2 separate regions of the Mus musculus genome follow, and region 1 is linked to region 2. Evidence: chromatin loops called from intact Hi-C (ENCODE). Cell type or tissue: left cerebral cortex. All regions are shown on one strand.

Region 1 (8,000 bases), 1.3 Mb before region 2:
AGATTAACTGCGGGAAGCACATCTAGAAATAGCTATGAAGAATACTAATTCTGAAGTTTTCTGCAAGATACACAATACAAAACAGTGTTAATCAGAGGGACAGCACCATGGATGAAGTGGGATGCAGTTTTCAGATGTTGGATTCTACGGCACTCACCTTTGAAACACAGTGAATATTATCCCACTGCGTATTGTCTCCTCAATACCCCTAGTATTCAGAAACATTCTTCTCCTCATTAGGATTCAGACTATGGAAAAACAACTGGCCAGCAAGGAGAAGTCGCTACTATTCCAGCTGGAGAGCACAGAATGAAGAGGACATTAAGTTCAACTACTTAGGTTCCTTGCACTAGGCACTAGAGTGCTTAACCCAAAGAGACAAGGAGGTATCATGTGTTGGCCCTAAGAAGGGCTTCCCTGAACTGGCACCTGGAACACAGTAGAACTTATGCTAGTCCCTGCCTTCCTTCTCACAAGGGCAGAAGTTATGCCTCAGTTGTCAAGTTTATGATTCAAATTTGGTTTTGTGTGACCAAAGTGTCTATTGGGAACACCTTTTCTGTGTTAGAATTCTTCCAATGTTCAACTTTATTTCCATATATGACTTCACAACATAGTGACAGGCAGGGCATTCATATGTAATTGCAACTATTACAAGGAAAGCAGCATTTTAATTGAGCTTGCCCTTGTAGGCCTTATTTCAACTCAGGATACAAACATATACAAAGCAATATATATTACTGCTTCTGCAATTCCACTACTATTTAGATCCATTTCTCTCTTCATTATTAGCTATAAACAACATGAGTTGCATTCTCAGTAAATCAATATAAATATTTCAATACACCTCTGCTACCTAGGCCATGACTCAGGGGCTAGTAGGTGAAATTAACTTCCAACAAGATGTTGAGGAATGATAGTCAAAAGAAACCTCTATATTAATACACATATCAAAGGAGCCATAATATATGATAATCATATGGCAAACTATACTTTACTGAGCATGGTGAGGCAGTGGGGAGGGACAGACAGGGATATCTTTAAGTTTGAGGCCAGCCAGGTCTATACAGTAAGTTCTAGGGCCGTCCAAAGTTGCAATCACTGAGAACGAGGTCTGTATATCCACCATGTTGGTTTAGGGTCATTGTTATTTCTGCCATGTTGTGCTTTCTAGAACAGTTGCACGCCCCCATATACACTTGCTTCTCGTCCATATTCTACTGTGTGAGCCTTCCATTTTCCTTAAAGGAGTGATGGGATTTGACGTGTGTACTCAAGTGGTAAGTCACACCTGCTCTGTAAATGATTTCATCCACTGAGCCATCTTAATGGACCCCTTTTTAGTTCTTATCAGATAGGGTCTTATGCATCCCAAGTTGGCCTATAACTAGACATGCATACAGTACACACTGTCCTTGAACTTCTGATTCTCCTACATCTACTTCCTAAGTGCTGAAATTGTAGGCGTCTACCAACATGTCCAGTGATATCCTTACCCAAAATATTCCAGAATTTAGAGGGAAAAAGCCTCTGACATGTTTTGGGAAGATGGCTGGCATGAGCCTGAAATAGAAAAGGAAAACTTAACAGTAAAACACACACACACATACACACACACACACACACACACACACACACACAAACAAGCAAACGCAGCAAGAAGTTCCTAATGTCAGGAAAATGTGTCCTTTCTAAACTTAGTTACTACTGAAAAGTCAATTGTCCTAATTCCATTATGCTTGAAAAAAAACAAAAACAAAAACTCCATTATTTGCTTATTCACTCGATATACCAGCATTATATTGGTCAAGCACAAGATATTTCAATTCACCTGAAATACAGCAGGGGAAAAAAGAGCAGAAAAAAAGAAAACACAATAGAAGAGTACAGCAATACAGAAGGAAAAGAAAAGGACGATAAAAACAAACAGATGAACAAAATTAAAAACAACAAACAAAAAACAAAACACCTCCAGAAAAAGACAAGTTCCTTGACATAAAAATAGAAAAAATTCCAGCATATGGGAAGCCAATTTTACTTAAGAGTCAGAAGGAAAGCAGGGTCATCTATGATTGTGCTAGATAAACTCACTACCAATATTTCAAATCTCCATCCAAACCAGGATATAACAAATGTGTATAATTAAAAGGAAGCATATTTACTTATTTTAGTCAGGTGACAGAACTGCCTATGAACAACATCCAAATACTGTACTAAATTAGTAGAAATATATATTTTAGAAATAATCTTGATCTCAAATTCATAAAGTATAACAGCTTGAAGAAAATGTTATTGAAAACACAGGTAAGGAACAACAATATGAACCACAGAATTCTAAGGTGGGGGATAGGGGACTTTTGGGACAGCATTTGAAATGTAATGAAGAAAATACCTAATAAAAAATTAAAAAAAAAAAAAAAACAAGTAGAAAAAAGGTTGAGAGGAAAAAAAAAGAAAATACACTTAAAATCAAATTGCTCAGCTATATAAACAGATTAACTATAAAATTTAATGGCATAAAAATGTCAATATTCTAAAGACTAAAATACAGACCCAACACACCTTGGAGAGAGAAATGCAGCATCTGGGTTTTACATCTCATTTTAAAATATAAGGTGTGACACTATTGAAAAGTGACTACCTTTTGAGTTTAAGATACTTGGTGCAATGGGATACTTGGATCAGTAGAAAAATGATTTCATTAAAATACATAATAGTATTGGGGGAACAGCAAAATCCACATATTTCACTATAGGGGAGAGAAAATATGTACTATAACAAGAGCACACGAGTCTTTAATGATCTCCATCATAATCTAGCTTATAAATTCACTAAATGGTCATCGTTTTAATATTTTTTCATAATATAAAAATTGCCATTTTATTTAAAATTTAAGTGTTCAATTTCCCTGGCACCTATCATGTTCATTATTGTGTAACCATCATCACTAACTTCTAAAGTCATGTTTATTACTTACGGATACCATTGTCACCTTGTAGACTACAAACAAAAATTTGGCCTCTGCAAAAAACATAGCTATTGCTATCTTTAATTATCTTTAATTATATGTTTATTGAAGTTGTGGCTTTTATATAAAAGCTTGGAAAAATATTATGGAAAAAGTTCAAAGTATTTAATTAGATTAACTTTCAAATTAAATTACAACTATGTTTACAAGTAATTTATTCACATGAGGATTGTCAGCCAACAAACGCATAAAGCAACTGATGATTTAACATAATAGAAAAGGTATTAGGCAAGTTTCACAATAACAAAAAGAAAAAGGTGTGCACATATCAATGATAGTTTTAGGAAGGAAACCCATGCTAAGAGCAATCACTGTCATTCCGACACCCCTGAACATCCTGGTCTACATATTTTAAAACCTCTCCTGGGTCGCCAGGATGGGGACCTCAAGGCACGCCTCCTAAGGTTTCTGCTGTCCTCATCCCGGCCACAGCCCTCCGCTTCCTGGAGCTAACGGGTTAAGTGACGAACCACGGGCTTACCAGACTGAGGGTGGAATCCAGGAAGCGGAAGTCTCCGCGGCTAAGGCGGAAGAACTAGAAGTTCACGCAAGGCCCCGGAATGCTTCAGAACGCTTCGGGGAACAGGAGGGTCCAAACACAGGGGAAACCCCAACTATCCTTTCGCACATGTGACTTCCACTAGCTCCCCGAAGCAATGGCTTCTACTTCACGTCCGTCTTCGAAATCTCGCGAAACTTCATAAGCCTTTTATAACGTGAAACCTTCACGGCGTGCATCTTGGGAAATGGAGTTTGATAACCTTAATGAGCCGTGCATTCTTGGTGAACTAGGAACTCTCGCGAAACCGATTAATTGCTTCTAAATGAGATTGAAATGGTTTATGGGAAATGTAGTTTCTACGTTGGACGGCCCTGACAAGGGTTTATGGGAAATGTAGTTTCTAGTTGGACGGCCCTGACAAGGATGCTCAAGTAGAATATATATATGTGTGTATGTGTGTATGTGTGTATGTGTGTATGTGTGTATGTGTGTATGTGTGTATGTGTGTATGTGTGTATGTGTGTATGTGTGTATGTGTGTATGTGTGTATGTGTGTATGTGTGTATGTGTGTATGTGTGTATGTGTGTATGTGTATATGTGTATATGTGTATATATGTATATATGTATATATGTATATATGTATATATATGCTTTTTCCAAGTTCTAATTGCACCACATCATCTTATGGGCCTGCCTTCAGCTTGTTCTTCTTTCTAAGATCATCAACCTGAACCTGTTAGCAGTCACTCTTCCTACTTTAAATATTGTATGCAATCACTATAACCCATAACCCATACCTATACCCCCAAAACTACACTGCCTTACTTAAGATATTTAGACACATATTTAAATACTGAAAACACACCCAACCTAACCTCAAATATAGCAGCTTTATCAACTTGTTCGTTTCAAAATCGGTGTCAACACAAAACTACTCTTGCCGCAGATAAATTTGTTCACAAACAAATACCAAAGACCATGACCCAGAAACACCAACTGAGGGTGTGACAAAAGACAAATTTTTGCCAAGGAACTGCACACATGGGATTTTATTAGTCATAGAATGAAAAGAGTGAAAGATCAAGGCATTTAATAAATATGATGGGTGATAGATTAATATCTTGCAGAAAAGTAGGACAAAAAACTCTGCTGTGTATCTGTGTTGCTATCTATAGCATTGTAAGTTTTTAGGATTGATTAAGATTATTCATGTCTTAATAATATATGTTAAAGAATTTCATAAAGGTTGTTCAGCCAGATATAGGGATGGGCAATGAAATGAACTGAGGATACTGGAAATTGCCTAAGTTAATTTGATTTATGATAGTATTTGAACTTCACATGAAGTTATAAAGTTCTCATAACCATAGTATTTCTGCATTATCAACCTATCCTCTCAGCATGGACCATGAAAATCATGATACTATTAAAGATTAAAGAATCTTCAAAGTTAGTATACATTTGTATTCTCTTTTTCCTTTCTTTTCTTTTCTTTTCCTTTTTTTCTTTTCCTTTCTTTTCTTTCTTTCTTTCTTTCTTTCTTTCTTTCTTTCTTTCTTTCTTTCTTTCTTTTTTTTTGGCAGTAGGGAAATTTCAGATAGTAGCAGTCAACATTTTTATACTTCTATTTGTCAACCTGCATTCACTAATTCACAAAATATTACTCATTTTACCTTGAATGGGTCAATTTAACACTAGCATCTACCACACTGAGAGTCAAAAATGTTACCAGGTAGCATCTGAGACATACAGCAATGATTTCCAGGCTCTTGCTGTAACTCTGTTGCTGTTTGAAGGTAAAATTGTAGCCACAAGCTTATGTAGCTGACCAATACAGGGACATCTGTTTATGCAATCTGTGTAACCTTTAGGAACTGGAACTTTGATAGAGTCACTAGAGTGGGTAGGTCTTGAGGTTTGAGAGTCTGATTCCGGTTCCATTTGCTCAGTGCTTCTTAACAGCAGATGCAATATGACAAGCTGCTTTATCCCCTACTGCCAGGATTTCCCAACCAGAATGGACTGAATCCTCTCAAACTATAAGCCCAAATAACTCTTTAATTTTAAGTTACTTCTTGTTATTTATGTTGTCACAACAATAAGGTAAGTAACAAATAGAACTGTGTAAAAATAATGGTCCTACCAAAAGCAAACTTTAGATTCAATGTAAAATTCACATCAAATTTTAAACAAATTCTTCACAAAATTTGAAAGGACAATTTTCAGCTTCATTTAAACACACACACACACACACACACACACACACACACACACACACACACACACAATTTGTTACAGCTAAAACAACCCTGAATGGTAAAAGAACTGCTGGTATCATGACAACTAAACTCCAATTATACTACAGAGCTCTCGTAATAAACAGCATGAAATTGGCACAAAACCAGCCACATTGATGGATGTAACTCAAGACTCAGACATAAGTCCACACTACTATGGAAAACTGACTTTTTATAAGGAAAAAAGAAATACACATTGGATAAAAGACACATCAAAGGTGCTAGTCAAACTTGATGACTGTATGTAGAACAAGCCAAATAGATCCATACATATAACCACGTGTAAAACTTGACTTCAAATAGACTAAAGATCTGCATATAAGTCCATATGCACTGACTCTGACAGAAGAGAAAGTGGAGGGTATTCTTGAATTCATTGATATGGGAGAAGACTTCTGAACAGAACAACCATAGCACAAGCAATAAGAACAACTAATAAATGAACCTCATGAAACTGAAAAGCCTCTGTATTGCAAAGGAACATAATTTGGAGAAAGTTGAAGATTATAGAATGGGAAATCATTTAGCTATTTAAACATCCAATGGTGGGCTCATCTATGAACTATATAAGTAAATAAAACTAGAAATGAGAAAACTCTGAACATCAAGAACTTATATACCCAATTAAAGTGTGGGCAAAGTAATTCTAAACAGAGAATTTAAAAAACAAGGAAGAATGAATGGCTGAAAAAATTAAAAAGCAATGTTTAACATCCTTAGTAATCTGAGAAATGCAAATCAAAACTATTTTGAAATTTCATCTTACACCTGTCTGAATAGCTAAGGTCAACGAAACAAATCAAAGTTTATAATATAAAAACTGTGGAGTATGGTGATCACTCCTGCACTTCTGGTCCCAATGCTAACTTGTACAGCCATTGTGGAAATTCAATGTACCATTTCCTCAGAAAGATGAGAATTGAGCTAGCTCAAGACCTAGCTATAACACACTTGCACATATACCCAAAAGATTCTTTATCCTACTATATTCATATTTATTGATGCTCTATTCATAATATCCAGAAGTTGAAAAATAGCATAAATGTCCCTTGATAGAAGAATGGATAAAGAAAATGTGGTACATTTACACTATGGGATACTACTCCACTGTTTAATAATATGCATTCATTATTTTACAGGCAAATGAATGAGCTAGAGCAAATCATCCTACGTGAGGCAACCCAAACCCCAAAACCAAATGTATTACTTATTCCCTTATATATGGATGCCAGCAGACTACAATTCATATGATCACAGGGAATAGGTATACAGTAAGGGTCAAGCAAGGAGAGATGGATCTCCCTAGGAGATAGATACACTGTTGTACATGGATGAGGGGGGGCGGATTGGAATAGGAGATTCAAACTCAGAGAGGGGAATAAAGTGAGCATGGAAAAACAGAGAAGTACAGCTAAAACCAAGGGCCATTTGAAGGAACATATGGAAACCTAATATAGTAAAGGCTTCCATATATATATATATATATATATATATGCCATGTAAATGAAATTGCCATAAAAACAAAAGATAGAGGCCCAATGAGATATCTTTCATCATCAAATCAAGCCTCCATTTTTGTGTATAGGTTACATTTAATCTTGTTCTTGGCCATAGGGGCCCATGGGAACCCCTAAACAACCAAGGTTATTGTCAAGGTTATTGGTGGGTGTTAATGGTAAGGTCCAATTGCTGAAGACAACACCTACACAATTCATTGAACACAGAAATGTCAAACCAGTACCTACCTAGAGACTTCATCCCTATTGACTAGTGCTCTTGTGGCTGGTAGGTAGCCTGCACACTACTAAAGGAGAAAGGGAAACACCAGCCAAGCCCTTTGATGTACAATAATGACCTGCCTGCAAGATGTGCTAGTGCGGGCCGGGCGGTGGTGGCACACGCCTATAATCCCAGCATTTGGGAGGCAGAGGCAGGCAGATTTCTGAGTTCGAGGCCAGCCTGGTCTACAAAGTGAGTTCCAGGACAGCCAGGGTTATACAGAAGCAGCCAAACAGGATGAAAAAGGTACAATAAGATAAGGCAAAAGTGCTTAGAAGGAGGTTGGAAAAGACAACACAATAGAAGGAAAAAAGTACCAAGTGCAGACAAGAGTCAGAGATTCACCCGCTCCTACTGTTATGAGCCCCACAAACCCATAAGTCAACAGTCATT
Region 2 (8,000 bases):
AATCATTAGGAAAGTAGGATGGAATATAAATAAAATAACTTTATAACTGGAAAACATCACTGTCAACTGTCTCTGTCTTTAGACAATCTGCTTAAAGTACCCCAAAATGGTCATTAAGAAAGAAAAACTAACAAGCTGTGGAAGAAAAAAAAAAAAGGTTTTATTACATCTTTAAAGTTATTATACAAATACAAAGAAATTGAAAAGGTATCTTGTACCTACCTTTAGGGCATCATGAAAGACAGGAACACCTGGGTGGTATGTGCAAGCATCTGTTCAAACACAGGAAAGGAAAATCACACAACTGCTTACAAACAGAAGTGTCTATATCACCTCTTCCTTCAGGCGTTGGGGCTTCAATCTTTGTCCAAATTCGGGCAAATTCCTTAAAACTTTATTAGTTCCTTGTATTAAAAACATTACGTTAAATCTCTAGGAATATGAAACATGGACAAAACTAATCCAGTACTGTTAAAGGGTAATGTTCAGAAATACTCTGTATCGGGGTCTTACCCTTCCTAATGCTGTGACCCTCATGTTGTGGTGACTACCAACTATAAAAGTATTTTGGTTGCTACTTCATAACTGCAATTTTGGTAGTACTACCACTGCTCTATATTCTTTCATTTTTTTGTAGTAAAATTTGTCTATTAATAAAACTTTATATTCCAGTGATTCTGGCAATATTATTTTTTATTCTCTAAAAATCTCATACATGTATACAATGTATGTCAGTAAGAGCCAGCAGTCTTACCTGCTATGCTACCTACACCCACCACCCACCTCATTCGTCCTGAACTTTACCTCCACTAGAACCAGTTAGTGCTGCCTGAATGCATATTCAGCTGGCGAGCCACGCCCCTGAAGCAAAGCAACCCCTTCCCCTGCAGCAGCCGACTGCCAGCAGACCCTCCGCTTAGCCCAAGGGACCAAGGCCCTCCCCACTCTGTGCCAGTTTGTAACTAGCTGACAGCAGGCTCAGCACTCCTCCCCATCTTCTGTTTGGCCCTATCTTTTCATGAAAATAGCAAACTGAAGTATACTTATAAACCTATCCACACAAGTTTCCCAAGAAATTCTCTAATAAAGAGTTTGGGAAAAACAAAACAAAACAAACAAACAAAAAAAAAAAACTCACCACCACCACCACCACCAAAAAAACCACCTCAACATTTTAGTAACTGCCGTAATATCTAATTACTAAATTAGCATTTTAACCAATTCCTAGATACAAATCATAGATTTCTACAGTCTTCTTCATTAGTGCTATTATTTTATATTTCCTGTCTCTCTCCTCATTACAGAATAAAAGTTTTAATTTATTTTGTTCTTATACAAAATACATTTATTACCACCAGCATGTGGAGTGTTTTGTTTAAAACAACCAGATAACAGACACACTTATTTCCTGACAACAGTGGCATGAGGGTAGAGAAAGGAGGTTTCATTCTTCTGTAAATGTCTTAACTCACTCAACCTTCCAAATTTAATTCCCTACTATTCAATTCCTAGTGTTGCCGTGAGATCTGTCTACCCTCTGCTACTAAGTTAATATTACAGTCTTAGTAACTGCTATGTATACAAAATAGTAGTTAATGCAATGGAACAAAAAGAGGCTATTAATTACGTACAATGAGTTAGAATATAGAAGTTCAGAATGGAAACCTGTATGCACAAAGATATGCAGTAGAGAGGGAACCATTTAAAATTGAATTTAAAGTACAATAAGCATGGAACATATACCATATCACTAAGAGCAGGAGGACTGGATATAGACTGGCAGCTTCTTACAAGTGAAACATCTATCACTGTACTCCTTGAAAACCAGAAATATTGGTATATTCTGCACTAATCTTTTAATTTGTAATTTTAATGTGTAAAGTCAAATGATTCCCATTCTAAAAAGCTTTCTCCTAAATCCAGTGTTATCAACTGCCACTCATTCAACCAATTTACTTGGCATTCATCCCTACTTTCTAAAACACTTCCCCATTTGGTCGGCTGACTGGTGTTCCCTTGATGTATGTGCCCCAAATTGATGACTGTCTATTTTTTCGTGGCTTTCCTAGCCTATGGTTCCATTTCACACACACAAAGACAGATAAACTTCCAACAACAAGCTGGTATCTCTCCTGAACTTTGGTCAGGAATTTAGTACCCTAAAAATATTGCCTCAGGCTACAATGCATCAATGTATTCAGTACTGAAGTAGAATATGTACATATCATGACAGTTAAACGTGTGTTCATACACTGGCTTCGCTGCATCTTTCCCTTTAAATCCTGTCCCAGTCTCATTTTGAAAGAAGCTACCAGTTTACTTGTGTACCAAGATCATTATCTAAGGAACTGGTCTTAACCTCTTTTACAAAGCTGAACTGTGTTATTAACACGTGGTGTTCCAGTCTGTGATGAAATACTTCAGTGTGGTTCAGTTATATAATGAGTATATATGAATGGATATAAAGACCATACTATACATACTAGATGAATCGGAGGTAAGTGTTGTTTATTCCTGCAATAGCCCAGTTATCTGCATAAATACTCCACTCAATAATGAGATTCATTCACACCTCTGGTTTCACCCAGCATAGGTGCTTGCTTTCATTGTGCATTCCAAATTTGACCACACTGGCTTTTGGAACAGCACTTGGGGATCATTTTATGCTGGAATAGCGTAGTTTAAAACTGCAGGCCCCAGTAAAAGTATGCCGAAAACGTTATTGTGGAACGGATGTGTAACAGTCATTTCCGGAGCCCAGCACGGTTTTTTAAAAAGCAAGTAATTTGACAAGTGACAACACGCTTTCCACTAGTACTCAAACGCAACAAGAAGTCTAATAGTGTGCACCTCTTTATACCTCTTAGGCCCAGGAATCACGGCGGTGACAGTGTAAACCGGGTCTGGATAGCCTAGAATTGAGCAAGTGCAGGGGATGCCCACTGAGGAATGAGGGGCGCCGGGGACACCGAAGCGCCCGGCCCTGCGCTCCCAGAGAGGGTGAGAGAGCTGGGAGGCTCCGGGGGACCGCAAGAGGTGAAGCCAGGTGAAGGAGGCCAAGGGTCCGGAGAGGGAGGCCTGGAGAAAGCTGCCGGCCACGGTCCTCCTTACCGTCCGAGTTGGCCTCTGGGTCGAAACGCTGGCCACAGCCGCGGTTGTAACACAAGAGCGCCATTCCGTCTTCTCGGCGAAATCCACACCACCCGGGACTAGAAGTGAATCACCGCAGCAATCACCAGCACTACTGTTCAGGCCGCAGCTAGCTTCCGGAAGCCGCCGGTACTGCTTCAGGAATTTTCCCGAACGTTCCGGTTGCACAGGCGCAGAAGAGACCGGAAGACGGGCCAGCGTCGGGCGGTGGACAGATTTCCTACCGGACTGCCACAGGTGAGCACAGTCGGGTGGATCCGGACAGTTATAGATGAGACACCAGGGGAGGAAGCGGAAGACTCGGCGAGCGGCGATCTCTTTGTGTTCCACCCCGCATTCTCCCGGCGTGCTTTGTGTTGCGCGGCACGCCGAGTTCACTGCGCAGCCGCGGTCGCTTGCCAGAGGGTAATTGAGGGGTGAGGTCCGCCCCTTTTCCCGGTCCCTCGGTCCAGGTTTATGCAGCGTCAGAACCTATGCTCTTATGCTCCTCTAGAACTGCGTCAGTTACCAAAAATTGAGGTTAAGTCGTCTTACAAAGACAGGACTTTAGAATGAGCAAAATTATGTTTTGAGTGCAGTCCTAGAGTCAATCACAATTCTAAATTGAAATTTCACGTTAGTCATCACGTAACCTACATTCAATCTTTCAGTAGGTCTTGTGACATTTTTAGTGTGCAAAACACATTATTACATTAATAGGCAACTTGCAAACAGTATGGTCCTCAGCACATGCTTTCTATATGATGCTTTTGAAATAGCAGACTGTTTTGATGACGGAAAGTAGTTGTAATTTACCAATAATCCCAAGTTTATTAATGAAGATCTATTCACAACCTTCCTAATCCCAATAATAAAAGTATTCTCATTTTCTGTATCTCTTTTTATGCCTAGAAATATCAAACTTATGTGTTACAACAAAAAATATAATGTATTTATTTAAGCTAATAGAATTTTCATTTTATGCCATTGTTAAGTCATTTATAGTCATTGTTATGAATGTGAAAAAATATAACGTAAAAGCAAAATTCTAGGCCTTTAGGCCCAGGCTTGAGAATGTGACCTCTATGACTCAATGCTCCAAGGGATGCTAATCATAAAACAGCAATATTCCTCCACCCACCAGCTTCCTGGGTTCAAGGAGTGTTCATTCAAAGAAAGTCACCCTGACCCACCCTGACCATTGCTGGAACCCGCTATGCAAATGTGCTATTGTTAGGGGCTCTTAGAAACTGTCTTGAGAAATAATCCCCACAATTACCAGGTATTCCTTGTGACTCTTGTGACTGCACTTCTTTGTGACTCTTAACTGGTATTTTTGGTATTTTCCAACAATGCCCTCCCCACCTCCTTGAGTTGTGGTTTCTTCCTTTAAATACCCCTTTACCCAGCTACTCAGGGCGCCATGGTCTTCTACCCCTGCATGGTGTATGACTGTGAGCACTCTTGAATTAAAAGTCCTCTTGCAGTTTGCAGCGAGACAGTTTCTGGTGAGTGATTTGGGGTGTCGCCTCTCCTGAGTCAGAACATGGGGGAGTCCTCATGTTGTGGGTCTTTCAAAAGATGGAATATGTTGAATTATGTCATTTTCCACTCTCTCCTATATAATCTCACCAATTTAATTGTGCCCAAGTCAGTAGTCAATTTACTGCAGATTGCTCCCCTCTCCACTTTGAAAGTAGCTAATACTGTGTGAAGGGCATAAGCCTTTTAAATACTTCTAAATTTTAAAAAGACTATATATTGCCAATTGATTTCTAAAAGGTGGTATCAGTTTTCACTTTAGCTATGGATAGCTACTATAATCGACCATAGAAATTAATCATAAATAATAAGAAATGGATGAAGCACTCTAAAAACTTTTTATGGCCAGTTCCAACATTGCATATCAGTGTCACAACATCATTAATGGGATTATTAGATGAGTTGTTTAGGTAAGCTTACCATTTAGCATCCATAGTTTTTTACTGATAAAAATTTACATTCAGTAAATAATTTCTTATAGTGTGTAAATTGAAAATACAAGAATATGATATCAAAATGAGCAATTCTACCACTGAGAAATAACTGTAGAATTGCTAAAATAACTGATAAATTAATTTTCATTATTCAAACAAAGTATTTATACTTATAGATGTTAAAACAAAACAAAACATCAAAGGGGAACCAGGATGGCTCAGTGAGTAAACATGCTTACTGCCAAGCCTCAAGACCAGAACTAGATCCCTAAGACCCAAGTGGTAGGACAGAATTGACTCCTAGTTTTCCTCTGACCTCCAAACATGTTCTGCGATGTGCACATGGGTCACGAACATATGCCACAAATGTATGTGATTAAAAACTTACTTTAAAGACATGGTGCTTCCGGAGCCCAATGGAGAACCCGTGGCAGCTCAAGTCGGCTGGGCCGTACGACTTTTCTAGCTCAGACTGGCCTCCAGGGAAGTAGCTGAGGATGATCTTGAGTTTCTGATCATTCAGCCTCCCAGGTGCTGAGAGGGTTAACCTATCAAAGAGATTTCTAGACAAAATAAAACGGGAAAATTGATAGATTCAAGGACAATGGATCTGTGTTCAGTTGGAGTCCAGCTTTGTACCACACATGACTGCCATAAAGCCTTTTATACTCAAGACATTGAAAAAGTTGTCATCAAAAATGACATGTTTTCACTTCAGCTTAGAACTGGAATGATACATTCTGGGAATAATACAATTTGTCTCCATCATGTAAAAATGTATATTGACAGATTTGAAGAGTTGCAGAAATTACTTGTGACTCATTTAACTTACACAAGAAGCTAGCTCAAAAGAATCTGCATGTAACTGACTTAGATGATGTCACTTTTATGAGCACAAAGTTTGGGGGACAATTCGTACCTGGTTGAAAGCTTTGTCCAAAATGTACCCAGATTACCAATGGAAGTGTGGATGTTGATTCAGATGACCGCCAGAGATGGAAACCCGAGTCAGATGGAAGGACTGCTAAAGCTCTGAGGTCACTACAGTTTACAAACCCAGGAAAGCAAACTGAATTTGCTTTGAAAAGTGGTAAAAGTGAGAAAAGAAAGCTCACCAAAAATTCATGCACTGCTTCTAACAGACAAATTATTCCAGCAAAGAGTACTGTGTATGACTGCCAGGGCCTACTGATCTTCAGTGGCATGAACCCCTGTGACTGCCTGGACATGGACTGCTTGGGATGTTTCTATGCCTGCCCTACTTATAGCTCTACCAAATGTGGTGCTGAGTGCCACTGCAACCGCAAGTGGCTATATGAGCAGAGAGAGTTTGTAGGAGGAGAGATGAGATAATCCATAATAAACATGGTGGAAAAGCATATGGCCTGTTATCTTCCTGTCACCCATATGATATTTTACAAAGATGATCATCCAAATATTGACCAGCAAAGATGAAAACGGGGCAAAGAAATAAACAGTGACATTTCTGGAAGTGAAATTTGGATCAGTCGTAAATGGAATTGTAGACATCTCCACTAGTCCAGAGTGTTGATTACCATTGCTGTTCTGCAGACAGATGTGCATCAGAGGATCCTGATGATGGAAACTTACCACATTGCCAAGAGAAGTGGCTGGGATGAGCAAGAAGATGGTCCTAGACAAAGTTATGGTAAAAACTTAACATTGCAGGCTGCTTATTGTAAATAGATAGCTTCACAACATTGCAATGGTCAGAAAGGTTCATGTTCATTGTTACTAACAAAACAAATGCTGTTCAGACAACTTTTAGGCAAGACTTTAATTTTAATTTTCCTGTCCATTTGTAACTACAAGTTATTATTATTATTATTATTATTATTATTATTATTTTATTATATGTAAGTACACTGTAGCTGTCTTCAGACAAACCAGAAGAGGGAGTCAGATCTCGTTACGGATGGTTGTGTGCCACCATGTGGTTGCGGGGATTTGAACTCAGGACCTTCAGAAGAGCAGTCAGGTGCTCTTACCTGCTGAGCCATTTCACCAGCCCCGTAACTACAAGTTTTTAATGTTTTGATGTATATCTAAAGGTCATACAGCAATCCTCTTTCCTCTTTTAGCATTTCTTTGGTTCATGGCCTCAAAGTGCTGTGTAAATAGGCTCAGCCCTTAGCTGGAAGCAGGGCCTGTGACACAGAAAATTGATCTCCATGCAATACAATAGGTGGACATTTTGAAAAGAAGCTGGATACCTAAGTGCTAAAATACAGTTCTTCCAACTAGAGATGAACATGAATGTTCATCACACCATCAGCCATTCAGTTCTTCATCTATGCGTTCTTGGTGAAAATTTGTTCCTGAAGAAAAATGTGTTCCTCTTTTTACATTTAAAACATGAGTGTATGGTACATAAGTGGCTGCACATTTGTCTCAGTCACAGTTTCATTGCTGTGAAGAGATACCATGACCAAGGAAGCGGCTTATAAAAGGAAGCATTGTATTGAGGGCTTGCTTAGGGTTTCAAAGGCTTAGCCCATTACCATCATGGCAGAGAGCATGGTGGTATCTCTAAAGTATCACCATATCTTTAAAGTAAGACAGATGAGTCAGTATCTGAGATATTTATGTCCTTACCCATAGGCAAGAGAGCCTGGGCCTGGCATGGCTTTTGAAACCTCAGTGCTCACTAACAATGACATACTTTTCCCACAAGGCCATCCCTCCTAACTCTTATCAAACAGTACCACTTGCTGGTAAATAAGCTTTCAAGTGTATGATGAGCATATGGGGACCCTTATTCAAATCATCACAGCAGTATTTCTGGCTGTTAAAACTGTGGATAGATGTGAGGATTGAGACTTCTAAAATTGTCCCTTAAGAGAATGATGAAAAGCTGGAGAAGCTGAGACTTAT

Evidence for each region. Peaks named below come from ENCODE experiments on the same cell type or tissue, not always from the same donor. Only the 100,000 strongest peaks of a DNase experiment are listed, where the experiment ranks them.
Region 1: it touches region 2 in a loop (6-fold over the local background); 13 of 42 quality-filtered maps call a loop at or near these places.

Annotation. Positions count from the first base shown.
Region 1 is chr9:19,617,795-19,625,794 of GRCm38, reverse strand. It overlaps Zfp317 (zinc finger protein 317), which reads right to left and starts at 3,704. Exons shown (of 9, transcript NM_172918.4): 1 at 3,510-3,704. In left cerebral cortex, no CTCF peak of the experiment used is centred here; a DNase peak (open chromatin) is centred at 3,712; H3K4me3 peaks cover 1,252 bases; H3K27ac peaks cover 629 bases.
Region 2 is chr9:18,287,572-18,295,571 of GRCm38, reverse strand. It overlaps Chordc1 (cysteine and histidine-rich domain (CHORD)-containing, zinc-binding protein 1), which reads right to left and starts at 3,305. Exons shown (of 11, transcript NM_025844.2): 1 at 3,112-3,305; 2 at 223-272. The coding sequence starts at 3,175. It overlaps Gm51667 (a long non-coding RNA gene), which reads left to right and starts at 2,307. Exons shown (of 4, transcript XR_003948105.1): 1 at 2,307-2,497; 2 at 2,868-3,387; 3 at 6,678-6,774. It also overlaps the pseudogene Gm7692. In left cerebral cortex, a CTCF peak has its summit at 3,247; a DNase peak (open chromatin) is centred at 3,413; H3K4me3 peaks cover 2,541 bases; H3K27ac peaks cover 1,357 bases.